Regions from separate parts of the Homo sapiens genome. Here all the other regions are linked to region 1. Evidence: chromatin contacts called from ENCODE Hi-C or POLR2A ChIA-PET data. All regions are on one chromosome and are shown on one strand. The core of a region is the stretch at or near the end of the contact, and the rest is flanking DNA. Distances in the headings are between cores, read along the strand shown. Region 1 has its middle 37 kb from the start of IQSEC1. Region 2 overlaps IQSEC1 (IQ motif and Sec7 domain ArfGEF 1). Region 3 has its middle 120 kb from the start of IQSEC1.

What was found. A loop is a pair of places that touch in the nucleus more often than their neighbours do. ChIA-PET counts read pairs that join two places held with the same protein, here RNA polymerase II (POLR2A). Pooled maps may share reads with other maps.
Region 2: a pooled map shows a loop between it and region 1 (3-fold over the local background). The contact joins two enhancer-like sites. A Hi-C loop is called at or near these places in 4 of 50 pooled maps. POLR2A ChIA-PET finds 5 or more read pairs at or near these places in 4 of 52 experiments (GM12878, activated B cell, activated CD4-positive, alpha-beta T cell and 1 more).
Region 3: a map with no recorded cell type shows a loop between it and region 1 (2.1-fold over the local background). The contact joins two enhancer-like sites. A Hi-C loop is called at or near these places in 2 of 168 maps with a recorded cell type or tissue (PC-3 and posterior vena cava), 1 of 37 single-sample maps with no recorded cell type and 2 of 50 pooled maps. POLR2A ChIA-PET finds 5 or more read pairs at or near these places in 2 of 52 experiments (H1 and HepG2).

Annotation. Positions count from the first base shown.
Region 1 is chr3:13,108,208-13,113,146 of GRCh38, forward strand. It overlaps a transcript of IQSEC1 not described here. Among named protein-coding and RNA genes, the nearest start is that of IQSEC1, 37 kb to the left of the region's middle. RefSeq lists an enhancer at 2,426-2,765. Within about 2 kb of position 2,529, at least 9 of the 41 ENCODE cell types and tissues checked have a DNase peak (open chromatin) inside an H3K27ac peak, as active enhancers do; they include PC-3, where a contact is called at or near this core.
Region 2 is chr3:13,000,339-13,005,277 of GRCh38, forward strand. The region is part of intron 1 of IQSEC1 (IQ motif and Sec7 domain ArfGEF 1); the gene reads right to left. Among named protein-coding and RNA genes, the nearest start is that of IQSEC1, 71 kb to the right of the region's middle. RefSeq lists a silencer at 891-1,185. Within about 2 kb of position 2,258, at least 6 of the 41 ENCODE cell types and tissues checked have a DNase peak (open chromatin) inside an H3K27ac peak, as active enhancers do.
Region 3 is chr3:13,187,499-13,192,437 of GRCh38, forward strand. It overlaps a transcript of IQSEC1 not described here. Among named protein-coding and RNA genes, the nearest start is that of IQSEC1, 120 kb to the left of the region's middle. Within about 2 kb of position 2,358, at least 4 of the 41 ENCODE cell types and tissues checked have a DNase peak (open chromatin) inside an H3K27ac peak, as active enhancers do; they include PC-3, where a contact is called at or near this core.

The sequences.
Region 1 (4,939 bases), core at 1,279-3,778:
TCATTTTTTAAAACCCTAATTTCTAACAACGCCCTTATACCCACACATGTGGCTGTAATATAAATCATGACATGGAATCCCTAAGTTTTGTTATTGCTAACATTTTGTGATCATAAAGCAGTGTGGTGAGGCATTTTCTTATTTTTATCTAGTGGATTTCCTTCAGGAACATTTCAAGAAGCAGAATTATGGGTGGAAACATGTGGCCATTTTTGGGGCTCTCAGTGCAAGCGCCTGCACTGCCTTCCAGACACCACGTCCCATTTGTATCTCCACCAGCGGCAATGGGCATGCACATTCTATTTTTTTTTTTAGCCACATAGCACTCATGTTTCCTCTTGCCAAGATTCTCCTTTTGACGAAACACCCCCCTACATTGTGAGCTAGACTTGGTGGGCAAGTCAGCCAAGGCCCTGGGTGGACAAACTCATCCCTCTGAGTTTGGAATCCTGAGCTGAGTGGCTCCAGGGTAGAAAACCCAGCAGCAACCTCATTGCTCCTGTGTGTTTGCCATTTGGGTCTGCTTAGCATGGACAAAACTTAAAAACACATCAGTGAATCAAAAAGGGTAAGTCGCAACCAGATAAGCATCATCTGAGAGAATGTGTGTAAATCTCACAAATAAAACAGAAGCCTGTGGATCACACAGCCCCTCTGCTGGAGATGGGGTAGGGGGACCTGCAGGTCATGGCCCCCGAGTGAAACGTCTTGAAGGCAAATGCGGTAAACAGTGGACAGGACATCAGTCAGAGACAGTGTGGCCTCTACAAGTTCAGGCATCACATGGTCAATGCGTCCTGGGGCCTGGCCATGGATGCATGCGTCCAAACAGCTCCCAGAGGCAGCTCCAGTGGCCTCCAACCACCAACATGGAAGGGGATGGCCAGAGCGTGGGCAGAATGACTCTCACTGGGGAATCGCGGGGTGGTGTACAGGCATTACCGAGGGACTGGCATGCGCAATGCTGCATGGTGAAGGTGGAGGCTGTGACATAAGGACGGTCCACCTGGGGGAGGGTGGGGAAGCTATGAGCAGCCGAGGCCCCCCTCCTCCCTCCCATTCTCCCACCACTCTTTTTTCTTCTTCTTTTTCTTTCTTAAAAGAAGAGAGATGAAGGAAATAAGGTGAAATACAAATACCAGCCAATCTGGGTGGTGAGTGTGTGGATAGACAGAGCCCTCGATCAGGTAACCTGAGCTCATATCCAAGCTCTGCCACTCCCCGGGTCCAAAACTGCTTAAAGAAACTGCACCTGCCCCCAGAGGCTGTGATATTTGTCCCCACCCAAATCTCATGTTGAAATGTCATCCCCAATGCTGGAGGTGGGGCCTGCTGGGTGGTGTTTGGGTCATACGGGTGGATCCCTCATGCTTGATGCTGTCTTCCTGATAGTGAGTTCTGGCAAGATCCGGTCATTTAGAGGTGTGTGACCCTCCTCTCTCTCTCCTGCTCCCCTCTCCTCCCCTGCCCTTTCTCTTCCTTCACCTTCCACCATGAGTGGAAGCTCCCTGAGGCCTCCCTAGAAGCTGAGCAGATGCCACCATGCTTCCCGTATAGCCTGCAGAACCATGAGCTGATTAAACCTTTTTTTTTTTTTAAATAAATTACCCAGTCTCAGGAATTTCTTTATAGCGGTGCAAGAATGGCCTAATACAGGCTGTTACAAGGGATAAATTCTTTTTTTTTTTTTTTTTTGAGACGGAGTCTAGCTGTCGCTCAGGCTTGAGTGCAGTGGCGTGATCTCGGCTCACTGTAACCTCCACCTCCCAGGTTCAAGCGATTCTCCTGCCTCAGCCTCCCCAGTAGCTGAGATTACAGATGGGCACCACCACACCCGGCTAGTTTTTGTATTTTTAGTAGAGAGAAGGTTTCCCATGTTGGCCAGGCTGGTCTCGAACTCCTGACCTCAGGCAATCTGCCTGCCTTGGCCCCCCAAAGTGCTGGGATTACAGGCGTGAGCCACGGTACCCGGCTGGATTAAATTCGTTTTTGTTTATGAAGTGCTTAGAATGGTGCCGGGCATATAGGAGGTGTTATAGCAGTATTAGGCTATCATTTTTATTTTCCGTAGGCCTGAAACATTTTGTAGTTAAAGAAACCCGGCCGGGCGCGGTGGCTCACACCTGAAATCCCAGCACTTTGGGAGGCCAAGGCGGGAGGATCACGAGGTCAGGAGATCGAGACCACCTTAGCCAACATGGTGAAATCCCGTCTCTACTAAAAATACAAAGATTAGCTAGGCGTGGTGGTGCATGCCTGTAATCCCAACTACTTGGGAGGCTGAGGCAGGAGAATCGTTTGAACCCGGGAGGCCGAGGTTGCAGCGAGCCGAGATCGCGCCATTGCACTCCAGCCTGGCAACAGAGCGAGACTTCGTTTCAACCAAACTGTCCTGACTCTGTCTTCCACAGGCCTGATTCTGCACACCCACCACACCCCTTACCACCTGAGCCTGACATCTCACTCTGGCCTTCTTGAACACAAAAGCCCTGCCTGCTACCTTGGGGACACAGGGGCTTTCCAGGCTGCTGAGCATCTGCAAGAGCCAGCTTCCCCAGCCTCAGCCGCCTGAGATTTATGCTCTGCACTTCCTGTCACGGGTGTGGAGATTTACACTGGGTGAGTCGGGACACCAATTAAAGGGCCGAAGTAAATGAACCCTGTCTTAAAGAGCTTACCCAGGAAACAGACAGCCAGCTCAGCAGTAAACAATGACGATGCCTGGGGGGAATTACCGCACCAGCTGTCACCCCCATAAGAAAAAACAGGGTGGTTGGAGGAGCATGAAGATGAGAGTTCAGAAAGTGGGTGAGAAACTAAGAGGAACGGCCAGGGCCCCTGCCACCCAGCAAAGTGCGCCAGAGAGTGCTCATGCCCACTGCCCCAGCACAGCTCCTGCCCTGCAGAGGCTGGAGAGCAAAACACTGCATTTCCCAGGTACCATACAGCTGAGTCTGGGAGGAGAGTTCTGTCCTGACTTACGTTTTCTGATCCTCAGCCCACCTCCCCAGTGTGCCCAGGGCTCACCACACCCCACTAGCTTGGCTCCTTCCTGCTTCTCATTAGAGAGAGCTGTAATGCCTAAGTGAGGTGAGGCTACTGCTCTGCTACCTTGGCAGCCTCGTGGGTGGTGAGGGGCTGCTGGTGGCTTTCTCATCCTTAGACTGACAGCCTCCTGACCCCACCTTCCTGATGGGGCCGAGGCTGCAGCTCGCTGGCCAGGCCAGTTCTGCAGGGCTATTCTGGGATTGTTCCTGGAGGCCCTCCAAGAGTCTGTACCTGCAAACTTCCCACTGCGGGTAAGCACCTGACCCCTGGGCTAAACTCCTTCTAATTGAGAGCTGAGTGTTAGGGACTGAATGTTTGTGTTCCTTTAGAATTCATATGCTGAAGCCCTAACCCCCAATGTGACAGTATTTGGGGGTGGGGCCTTTGGGAGGTGATTACGCTGAGATGAGGTCATGGGAGTAGAGTCCCCATGATGATATCAGTGTCCTCATAAGAAGAAAAAGAGGCATCAAACTTCCCTCTCTCTGCCATGTGAGGACACAGCGAGAAGGCAGCCGTCTGTGAACCAGGAAAAAGGCACTCGCCAGGAACCCAATCCACCAGCAACCTGACCTTGATCTTGGACTTTCAGCCTCCAGAACTGAGAAATATATTCCCGTAGTTTAAGCCCCCACAAGTCTCCAGTAGATTATTATAGGACTCCCAGCAGACTAATACACTGGGTGATTTTGTTTTCTACAGCATCCCCTGCCATTGCCCTGGACAGCCCTCCCATCTCCTCTCCTTGCCCCAGCCCCTGCACCCTCATTGCTGTTCCCTGCACTTGCCCGCTTTGCACACGCTGTTCCCCTGGTGGGCTGCCCTGCCTTCCATCTCCCAGCTGGACTCCTACTCAGCCTCCAAGGCACCTGAACTGTCACCTCCCCTGGAGCCATTCCTGACATCTGTAACCCTAATGCAAACACACAGAGGGAGTTAGCGGCTTCCTCCTGGCCCCTGCTCTAAGTTCAACATTCACCACGGCAGGTGCCTGGAAGGACTCCCATGCTGGAGCTCTGCAGTGGACAGGGCAGCAAGCGCGGAGGTCACTAGCCAGCCCAGCCAAACCAGCTGGGTGACCTTGGGCAATTCCCCGACCTCTCCCTCTGAAAAGGGAGGCAAGACTGGTAACACCTGCCAACAGTCCGGAAGAGTCCCCGGCACATGTGCAGTGCTGCATGGGAGGTGGCGCTCACTCTCAGTGAGAGGGACTGACAACCAATCAACAAAGAGACGTCCGGAAAAAGCTCTGCCCAGCCCTGAGAGCCAGGAAGAGGACAGTCTGTCTAGGGTGGTCAGGGAGGGCTTCCCAGGGAGGGCACTGCGTGCTGGCCCCCAGGCACCTCTGAGCACCTGCCATGGTGGATGCGGCAGGAGCCTCGCACAGACAGTGGGCCAGGTGGTCCCGCAGCAGAGTGTGGGCTGCAGGGCCAGGGAGCTGCCTGCTGGCCTGCAGCTTTGGGTACGGGGGCGAGCAGGCCCACCTGCCCCTATGCCCCTCCCCTGACCTGGCCACACAGGCCTGACCACAGGGCCCAGGTGACACACGGAGGAGGAAGCCTGAATGACTCTGGAGGCTCCCACGAGTGGAAGCCACCACTGAGGTTCACGTCGTCACTGAGGCCAGGCCAGGGAGAGCCTGGTGAGACATGAGACAATGCTGTCACATGAATCAGTTCTGAATGTGCCAAATTTCATTCTGCTGTGATTAAAAAGCGGCTGGCGCATCATAAACTCACTGTGAGCATCAGTCACCGGGTCGCAAGCAGACACGCCTAGAGCTGCTCTGGGAGCTGCTGCTCTTTCCAGGCTCCTGCTGCATGCCTGGTGTGGCAGGTGTGGGCTGCCACTAGCTGCCTTACAGTGAGGAGACAGAAGCCCAGAGAGGGCA
Region 2 (4,939 bases), core at 1,008-3,507, 110 kb before region 1:
AAGTCCAAACCCATCCTTTAAATCCAGCTCTAAAAATGTCACCTCCTCTAGACGTCATCTTCTTGGCTCCCACAGTGTCCTGTACATCTTGAGACAGTGGGGCCAGGTACAGAGCAGAAATTCTATAGATGTTAGCTATTATTAATAAAAATAACAGCTACCATGCTGTTCTGTGGTCATCAGCTAATGGTTCTGTCCACCTGCCCAGAAGGTCCCTGAAAGCAGGAATAGAGTCTGCTTCATCACTGCTTTACTAGGACGAGCACAGGGCCTGCTACAGAGCCATGCCCTGTAAGCAGACAGGTGAGGTATATGCAGCAGAGGGAAGGCTGAAGCCAGGAGCCAGCCCTCAAGGGCTGCCCTGCTGGGGAGAGTAGGCACTGTGGAGGGGAGGGCTGAAGGAGGGCCAGTTGGTGGGCACAGCCCCAGGCTTGCAATAAACACAACTTCCATGAACTGGTACCCACTTTGTGTCAGAGAGCACTGTGCCAGATACTTTATCCAAACTATCTCTATTCCTGCAGATTCTTTGAGATGGGTGGTGTGCCCTCCATTTTACAGGTGAGAAAACAGAGGCTCAGGAATGGGGAGTGACTTACCCAAGTGAGTCTTTTTTTTTTTTTTTTTTTTGAGACAGAGGCGTGTGCTGTCACTCAGGCTGGAGTACAGTGGCTCGACTTTGGCTCCCTGCAACCTCTACCTCCTGGGTTCAAGCAATTCTCCTGCCTCAGGCCTCCCAAGTAGCTGGGATTACAGGTGCTTGCCACAATGCCCAGCTTTTTTTTTAAATTTTTTTATTTTTAGTAGAGATGGGGTTTCACCATGTTGGCCAGGCTGGTCTCGAACTCCTGGCCTCAAGTGATCCGCCCACCTCAGTCTCCCAAAGTGTTGGGATTACAGGCATGAGCCACCATGCCCGATCCTAAGTGAGTTCTTATCATTACCCCACACTGCCTGTGCTGGCTTGTGGGCACTTGATAGATGCATGAGGTTGGACATTTCATGTTCCCTATCTGGAACTCTGCTCTCCCGTCTGAGAAATGGCTCTATATTAGGGGTTTCTCAAACTTAAGAACTGATGGGCCTCTAAGAATACAGTTCCCAAGCTCCATCAGGCCCCACCTTTTAGAAACACTGCATCCAGTGGTAAACGCTGCTACACTGGAAGGTCCTGTGATGACCACATGTTCATAAAGAAAAGGCAGCCACGAACATCAGGGAGCAGAGCTCAGTTGGTAGAGGGTCGTCCAGATGACCTGCAGCATGCTTTTGTTAAAATGGGGGAGGAGTTTTCGTCTTCACGAAAATGATGTTTAAAAATGTATTGTCTTGGCCTTAGCTGGAGTGGTCAAAAATAATAATAAATATTGTCAAATGATTTTTTACAAGGTGCCAAGACAATTCATTGGAAACAATCATTTCTTTAACAAGTAGTGCTGGCCGAGCGCGATGGCTCACGCCTGTAATCCCAGCACTTTGGGAGGCTGAGGCGGGCGGATCACCTGAGGTCAGGAGTTCCAGACCAGTCTGGCCAACAAGGTGAAAACCCATCTCTACTAAAAATACAAAAATCAGCCAGGCGTGGTGGTGTGCACCTGTAATCTCAGCTACTCCAGAGGCTGAGGCAGGAGAATCACTTGAACCCGGAGGCAGGGTGGGGGGTGGCAGAGGTTGCAGTGAGCTGAGATCTAGGCACTGTGCTCTAGCCTGGGTGACAGAACAAGACTCCATCTGGAAACAAACAAACAAACAACAACAACAAAAAACAAGTAGTGCTGAGACAACTGGCTATTTATACACAAAAGGATACATTTGGGCCCATGCTTCCCACCATACACAAAAATTAACTCAAATTAATCAAAGACCTAAATGAAAGAGTTAAAACTATAAAAATCTTAGACAAAAACATAAGAAGAAATCTTTGTGACCTTGGGTTATACAATGATTTCTTAGATACAACACCAAAAGCATAAGCAAGAGAATTACAAATTCATAAATTGGACTTCATGAAAATTAAAAACTTTTGCACTTCAAAAGACACCATCAAGAAAGTAAAAAGATAAGGCCCTGCATAGGCTCATGCCTGTAATCTCAGCACTTTGGGAGGCAGAGGCAGAAGGATTGCCTGAGCCCAGGAGTTCGAGACTGTAGGGAGCCATGATCATGCCATTGTATTCCAGCCTGGGTGAGTGAGTGAGACCTGATCTCCAAAAAAAAAAAAAAAAAGGAACTGAGAAACTGAGAAAATTATATAACTGATACTGGAACCTGTATGTAGAGTATGCAAATAACTCATGACTCAATAACAAGGAGACAATACAATTTTTAAATGGGCAAAAGGTTTGAATACACATTTCATCAAAGGAGACATATGAATGGCCAATAAGCACATGAAAAGATGTTCCACATCAAAGAAATGCAAATCAAAACCACAATGAGATATGACTTCCCACCCACTAGGACAGCTAGAAGCAAAAAGCCAGACAATAACAAATGTGGGACAGGATGTGGAGAAATGGAAACCCTCACACACCACTGGTGGGAACAAAAAGATGCAGCCACTTTGGAAAACAGTTTGGCCATTTCTAAAAAGTTAAACAGAGAGTTACTATGTGACCCAGCAATTCCACTTCTAGGTATCTACTAAAGAGAAATGAAAACATATGTCCACATCAAATCTTGTATGCAAATATCCATAGTAGTAGTATTTACAATAGCCAAAAAGTGGAAATGACCCACATGTCCATCAACCGGGGAATGGATAAACTAACTACAGTGTATCCATACAATGGAATGTTATTATTCAGCAGTAAAAAGGAATGAAAGACCAGGCGCAGTGGCTCATGCCCAACATTTTGGGAGGCTGAGGCGGGAGTGTCACATGAGGCCAGGAGTTCAAGAACAGCCTGGGCAACAAAGTGAGACCCCTGTCTCTACCAAAAAAAAAAAAAAAAAAAAAAAGGAATGAAGTACTGATACATTCTATTCTATAACATGGATGAACCTTGAAAAACTTCACGCTAAGTGAATAAAGCTAGACACAAAAGGACACGTGTTGTATGATTCCAAAAGGATATGAAATGCTCAGAAAGACATATCTACAGAGACAAAAAGTGGTTGTTGAGGACTTGGGATGGCACAAGGGACTGAGGGAAAATGGGTATGTGGTTTATTTTCAGGGCCATGGAAACGATTAAAAATAAAATTGTGATGGTTACAGGATTCTGTAAATATAGTAATAATAACCGAATTGTACACTTAAAATGAGTGAATTTCATAGAGTAAAGTATCCCTCAATAAAGCTTTAAGAAAACACGTGATGACTAAATGAAACATAAGATCCTAGGTTGGGAGGAAAGCTTGGTAAAAAGGACATTACTGGGACAACAGGCGAAATGTGACTTTTAAGTTAGTTGTATTTTAGATCCTAGTATCATGTCCATGTTAAACTTCCTGAATTTGACTAATGGACCATGGTTATGTAAGAGAATGTCCTTGTTCTTAGTAATTATGTACTGGAGCAGTATTTAGGGGTGAAAGTTACATATGGCATGTTTGCAGTGACATCTCAAATGCTTCTAAGGGAAAAATCGGTTTTTAAGAGAAAGCAAAATTTGGTGGAATGTTATTAGTGATGAGTCTGGGTGAATGGTACACGGGAGAATTTTGTTTTGTATTATTGTTGTAACTCTTCTTTAAGATTGAAATCACTTCAAAATAACTTACAACTCTTAAAGAATCCACACATTTAAAAAATTATTGTTGGGACCTTGAATAAATCTATAGACCCTGAATGGAGAAAAAGCCCTGAGCTAGTTGTGAACAGAGTTCCTAGAGAGGGTGCCCCTGCTCATCATGTCTGTTGCACCCCAAAGAGAAGACAAAGACACAGCCAGAGGGTAGGGTGAGAGCATGTGTCTGTATATGCCATAGCTTGCATTCATTCAGTCATTTACCCAACAAATATTTCCTGGGTGCCATCATGTGCAAGGGTAATCAGCTGTGAAGCAGAGATGATCAAATCCCTGCCCTCAGGTGTTGAGATGCAGCTGGGGGCCGGGGGAGCGCTCTGCAGGAGGGGGAAGCCGATGTGGAAACCCCTCAGCTACACCCAGGCCCCAGCCTCCCACCAGATCTGGAGCCTTGGAGGGCAGGGATTTGTGTCTGAATCACCTCTGTGCACTCTCCCCGCCTCCCTCCTCCCTCTCCTTGGATTATAAGGAAGTCAAACTGTCTCCACACAGCAAAGAGCTTTTGACCGCTGGGGCCCACAGGCTTCGAAAGGCCCAGAGCAGGGACAGGGCATCTATGCAGGGCCACTTTCCACCAGCAAAGCTCAGAACGGAATCAGCAAGAGTAGGTGGGAGGGAGGGTGGCTGGGGGCTGTCCAGGTGAGGGGCTGCAGGGATGGAGGGAAGCATTATCAAGGGGGGAGGCTAATTCACCTCCCACCAAAAACCCAGCATCGGGCCAGCCACAGTGCTGGCCACGCAAATATCCACGAGGTAGCCTCCACCTCCACCAGTAAGCCCTTGACTCCTGGGAGCTGCTCAGGGACTCCAGCTCCTGGAGGTTACACGGATTCCCAAGCTGGGAACCCCTGAATTATTTTAGGGGATCTCTCATCCCGTATGTGCAGCCAACACTGCTGGTAGACCAAACAAATACTATGTTTCACACGTGAACATCTTTCAAACCAAAATAGAAGCTGCTTTGATAAATAAAATTCACAGACTCCAAAGTTATCTAAAAATTGGTTCTTAACAGCTTCCTGTCATCCTGTAGTTTTTCAATCTTGGATATTAACCCTTGTGTGTGGGGTTAATATGGCATGGGGGCAGGGGGTGTCTCATAATTTCTGATGATAAACAGGTCTCTTCCCTTTACTTGAAAAGCCCGGGAGTGCAAATGGAGTTCCCATACTTCACGGTGTGGGGGA
Region 3 (4,939 bases), core at 1,108-3,607, 79 kb after region 1:
ATATATTTTATTTAACTTGTTTATTGTCCCTCTCTCCCACTGGTATGGGGTTTCCATGAAAGCAGTGACTGCTCCTGTCTAGTTCACTGCTGTATCCCAGGACCTAGGGTGCTGGCCAGCACACAGTAGGTGCTCAATAAACATTTATACACTAAATAATAAACTTCTCTTCTGGGTCCTGACTATCTTAGTCCATTCATGCTGCTATAAAAATACCAGGGACTGGGTAGCTTATAAACAACAGAAACTGATTTTTCACAGTTCTGGGGGCTGGGAAGTCCAAGATCAAGGTGCCGCAGGCTCGGTGTCTGCTGAGGACCCACCTCCTTATGGAGAGCCACCTGCTCACTCTAACCTCCCATGGCAGAAAGGACAGGAGGCCTCTGTGTAACCTCTTTTATAAGGACACTAATCCTACTGAGGTGGTCTCCACCCAAGACCTGATCACCCCCCAGAGGCCCCATTTCCTGATATCATCACCTTGGGGGTGAGGATTTTGACACATGGATTCTGGGGGACACAGACATTCAGACCACTGACCTGCCTGGGCCTCCCATCTCCAGCCATTCTGTTTGCCTCAGAAGTTGCCAGCCACGCCTGGCCTGTGCATCTGCCTTTAGACCTCTGGTAGGACCTGAAACTGAGACTGCTTCTAGTTGTCCCTCCTTTCATGCCCTGTTGTGGGCATCTGTGGGCTTATCCTACCCCATTCCTATTCTCTGTCTTCTGAGAACTGTCTCCTGACCATTTTCCTCCAGGAACCACCTCCTGCTCATGCCCACCTCAAGGTTCACATGGAGCACAGCACCCTCCTCCACTCCAAGACAGCATGTGATCCCAGACCAGCTATCAGAGCCCTGCACTCCAAGCCACTGTGACCACTGCAGGGAGGATCACGGTAAGAGTCATAGTCAACATCAGATATGTGCCAGGCACTGTTGTATGAACTTTTCACTCATTAACTCTTTTAACCCTTACAACAAAGCCCAACAATATAGATGTGCTACTATAATCCTCATTTTACAGATGGGGAAACCAAGGCCCAGAAAGGTTAGGTGACTTATCCAAAGTCACACAGCTCTTACGAGGCAAACCCAGCTTTGAACCATGCTCACTGGCTCCAAAGTTCATGCTCTAAACTACCATGTGGGCAAAAGGCAAAGCCACACAAGTGAGAGTCAGTCTCCAGACTTGAGCTCAACCTACCGAGCTAGAAGTCCTCTTTCACCGCAGGCCTGGAGCTGTCAGACCACTGCAAGCCAAGAGGCTCCACAGGAAAAAGCCAACTAGAGGGAAGCAGAGCTGAGAGAGGGAAAGAGACAGAGCCAGGGTTGCAGCCCTTGGATCCAGCCATGCCTGAAGGTTGACCTGGATTGTTTGTTTTCATGGGCCCCAAATTCCTTCACCAGGATTTGAGTGGGCCCTTAAGTCCATTTTTGTTGGGATTGTTTCCACTCACTTCAAGCCTGGGACCCACACCTGGCAGCACCCCCTCAGGAGGAGTTTAGACTTTGAATCTTGGCCTCTGCCCAGTCTCTCTCACCTGTGTCCCAAATCTTTCCACCTGTCAGCCCAGGCTTCTCAGGGCAGGGCCAGAAGAGATGAGCAGCCCCTCCTATCAACAGGTAGGTTGGGAGAGCTGTGCTCTGTGACCCCACACTGCCAGGAAGGAACTTTGCAGCCACAGGCTCCCCACACTGCCAGCATCCTTCCTGTGCCCATGACATTGGCTCCCTCTGGGCTAAGGACCTCTGACCCAGTTTCTTCTGCAGCCCTACAGCATAGCCCTGGTTTGGGAACTGGTTACCAGCCCAGGGAATGCTGACCCAGCCCTGGGGTGAACCCCAATCCCCATTCATCCCCAGCTGACGGTTGAGGTCCTGCTCCAAGCTAATAAGCCAACACCTGCCCTCCTCCCCAGATGCCCTGGGCAGCAGGGTTCTGAGGCCTTGACCCTCCACACCTGCCTGCCAGGACCCTCCTCCTGACTACATCTCTCATTCCATTCTTCTCCTTTGCCAGAACAAGTCCTCCAAAGACTTCCCCAGAGGCAACCCCACAAGCTTCTCCCCTGCACCCACTACAAGTGACAGCAGAACATAAGTCTCAGAGGAAAACTGAACTGCATTCCCTTCTTACTGGCATGTGCAGCTGGCCCAGTGCCCCCAGCCCTGATCACGAGGCTTGCCCAGCACCAGCTCCACCCCTGAGCTTCCTGCCTCGCCACTCTACCCTGCTGTTCCCTCTGCCTGCAAGGCTCTTCCCCCAGGTCCTCCTGTTCCCCCAGGTCTCAGCTCAAAGGCCACCACCTCAGTGGGCCTTCCCTGAGACCCATGTGAGCTGTCCCCACACCCCAGCTGATCTCTGCTCATCTGTGACTCATCTAGGCCAGTTGCTGGGGCCCTCATCCTGTTGCTGACATGCAATCCTTTCATGTCAGTTCCTTCCTCCCTGACCCTCCCAGAGCCGTCATGCCTGGAGAGCCAGCTCTGAAGCTGCCCAAGCAGCTCATGGCCCCACCGCCCTGACCACCTGGGTCTGGTACCTGCCACAGCTGCCTAAATAGAGTTCCAGCAGTTTCCCAGACTCTCACCTCAGTGCAAACTGGACTCCAGTGTCCAAGGTTCTTATCTTCCTGCCTGAACAGCCTGTCTGGGTCCAAGAACCCTCCCCCCAACCCCAGACCACAGCCTGCAGGAAGGAACCCCAAGGCACTGAGGGGAAAAGCCATTTCCACTTCCAGTTCTGGTCCAGACCCTCTTAGGCGGCGGATGCTCCATGAGTGCGAGTGGGGCCCGGCTCCTGGCTCACGCCCGAAATCCCAACACTTTGGGAGGCCAAGGTGGGAGGATCTCCTGATCCCAGGGGTTCGAGACTGGGTTGAGAGCAAAACCTCATCTCTATACAAAATAAAATAAAAAAAATTAGCCAGGCATGGTCCCAGCTACTCGGGAAGCTGAGATGGGAGAATCTCCTGAGCCCAGGAGGTCAAGGCTGCAGTGAGTTGTGATTGTGCCACTGTACTCCAGCCTGGGTGACAGAGCAAGACCCTGTCTCAAAAAAAAAAAACAGATAAAGTGTGGCCTTGACCTCCCTGTAACACAAACTACTCTTCCTCCTACCAGCCATGGCAGTGTCTACGAAGGATGGAATGACACTGTCTGATCATTCATGCCATTGTTGTTTTAGTAGCCAGAGAATACAGGCTTTTCATGGACTACAGCAAAAATAAGCCATTCTTTTCTAAATTGTCTACATACATAAACACTGTAAGTTGCTTGAGAGTAAGCCGTAAGTTAAAGGAGAGTACAGGTAAATACACTGAAAGGAGAAAAGTCCCAGAGCAGTCCCCAAATGGGAGGAGGGCTCTCTCCCTACCCCTCTGCCTCACTAAATCCCTGACTCCAGGCCCCTGACACAGACATTTCCAGCCCCTTCTCTACTGTACCCTAGTGCAGGCCCAGGAGGGCGACAGCAAACTGATGCCTCCGACAGCACCCCTCCTCCTGCCCCCAACACACCCCTTGCCATGGCCGTCCTGTGGGCAGGACATACCCCGGTTCAGCATAACCTAATTCTATCTTCAGGCCACAGAAGAATGCCTGTCACCCCATGTTTTACATTCAGCCGTGGATCCTCCCTCGATTTGACACTAAGACGTGGGGCTTCAGGTTGGCCTGGACACAGAAGCCTGACAGTCTGTGCCTGGTGCTCCCTGGCACCACTAAACTCATCTTTCTGCATCCTCGCTGGGCTGTCCGCCCGATTCCTCACAGACTGCAACCCAGACCTCTCCAGAGCTGGGCACAGGCTGGGCATCTTCCTCATGCTGCCATAGCTATCTTCGTCGTATTCACTTATTTTGTTTTCTGTGAACCCCAGGGAAAACCACAGCCGTGTTTCGGGCACTGCCTCCACCAGGACTCGTGAGCACATGTGTATTTCCAGCCTGCAGCTCCCAGTCCCCACACCCAGCTAATTTTTTTTTTTTTTTTTTTTTTTTTTTTTTTGTATTTTTAGTAGAGACAGGGTTTTGCCATGTTGCCGAGGCTGGCCTCGAACTCCTGGCCTCAAGTGATCCACCTGCCTCTGCCTCTCAAAGTGCTGGGATTACAGGCAATTACAGTTTGCATGTGGCCCAAAACTGGTTTTTTATCTTTTTATTCTTATTTCTTAGATAAGAAAGAAACTTTTAAAGACATGTCCTGGGTTGTCTTTTGGGGTAAATTTCTCAGCACTAGCTTTAAAGCTACTATGTCCTCTTTGATAATTTCCTTCGCTTGACCATCTGTGGAGGTTTTGCAGTCCTTCTTTCCATGACAGTGTTCTTACTTTGTAGCCTGGCTCACTGGTCCTTCTTCATGCCTCCCTGTCCTTGTCCCATGGATGTTTTCATTTCATGACAAATAGATGAATATTTGATGAATATTGTGCCCTGTATCCTCTTAAGGAGTTCAGTTATGGGTTCCATGGTGTCCCCCTCTTCATAATAAATATGTTGAAGTTCTAGCCTCCAGTACCTCATGCCATGTTCTGATTAGAAAGTAGGGCTATTGGCTGGGCACGGTGGCTCACGCCTGTAATCCCAGCACTTTGGGAGGCCGAGGCGGGCGGATCACGAGGTCAGGAGATCGAGACCATCCTGGCTAACACGGTGGAACCCCGTCTCTACTAAAAATACAAAAAGAAATTAGCCAGGCATGGTGGCGGGCGCCTGTAGTCCCAGCTACTCAGGAGGCTGAGGCAGGAAAATGGCGTGACCCCGGGAGGCGGAGCTTGCAGTGAGTCGAGATCGCACCACTGCACTCCAGCCTGGGCAACAGAGCGAGACTCTGTCTCAAAAAAAAAAAAAAAAAGAAAAGAAAAGAAAGCAGGGCTATTGCAGATGTCTTAGGTAAGATGTGGCACACTGGAGTAGGGGTCCCCCAGTCCAATATGC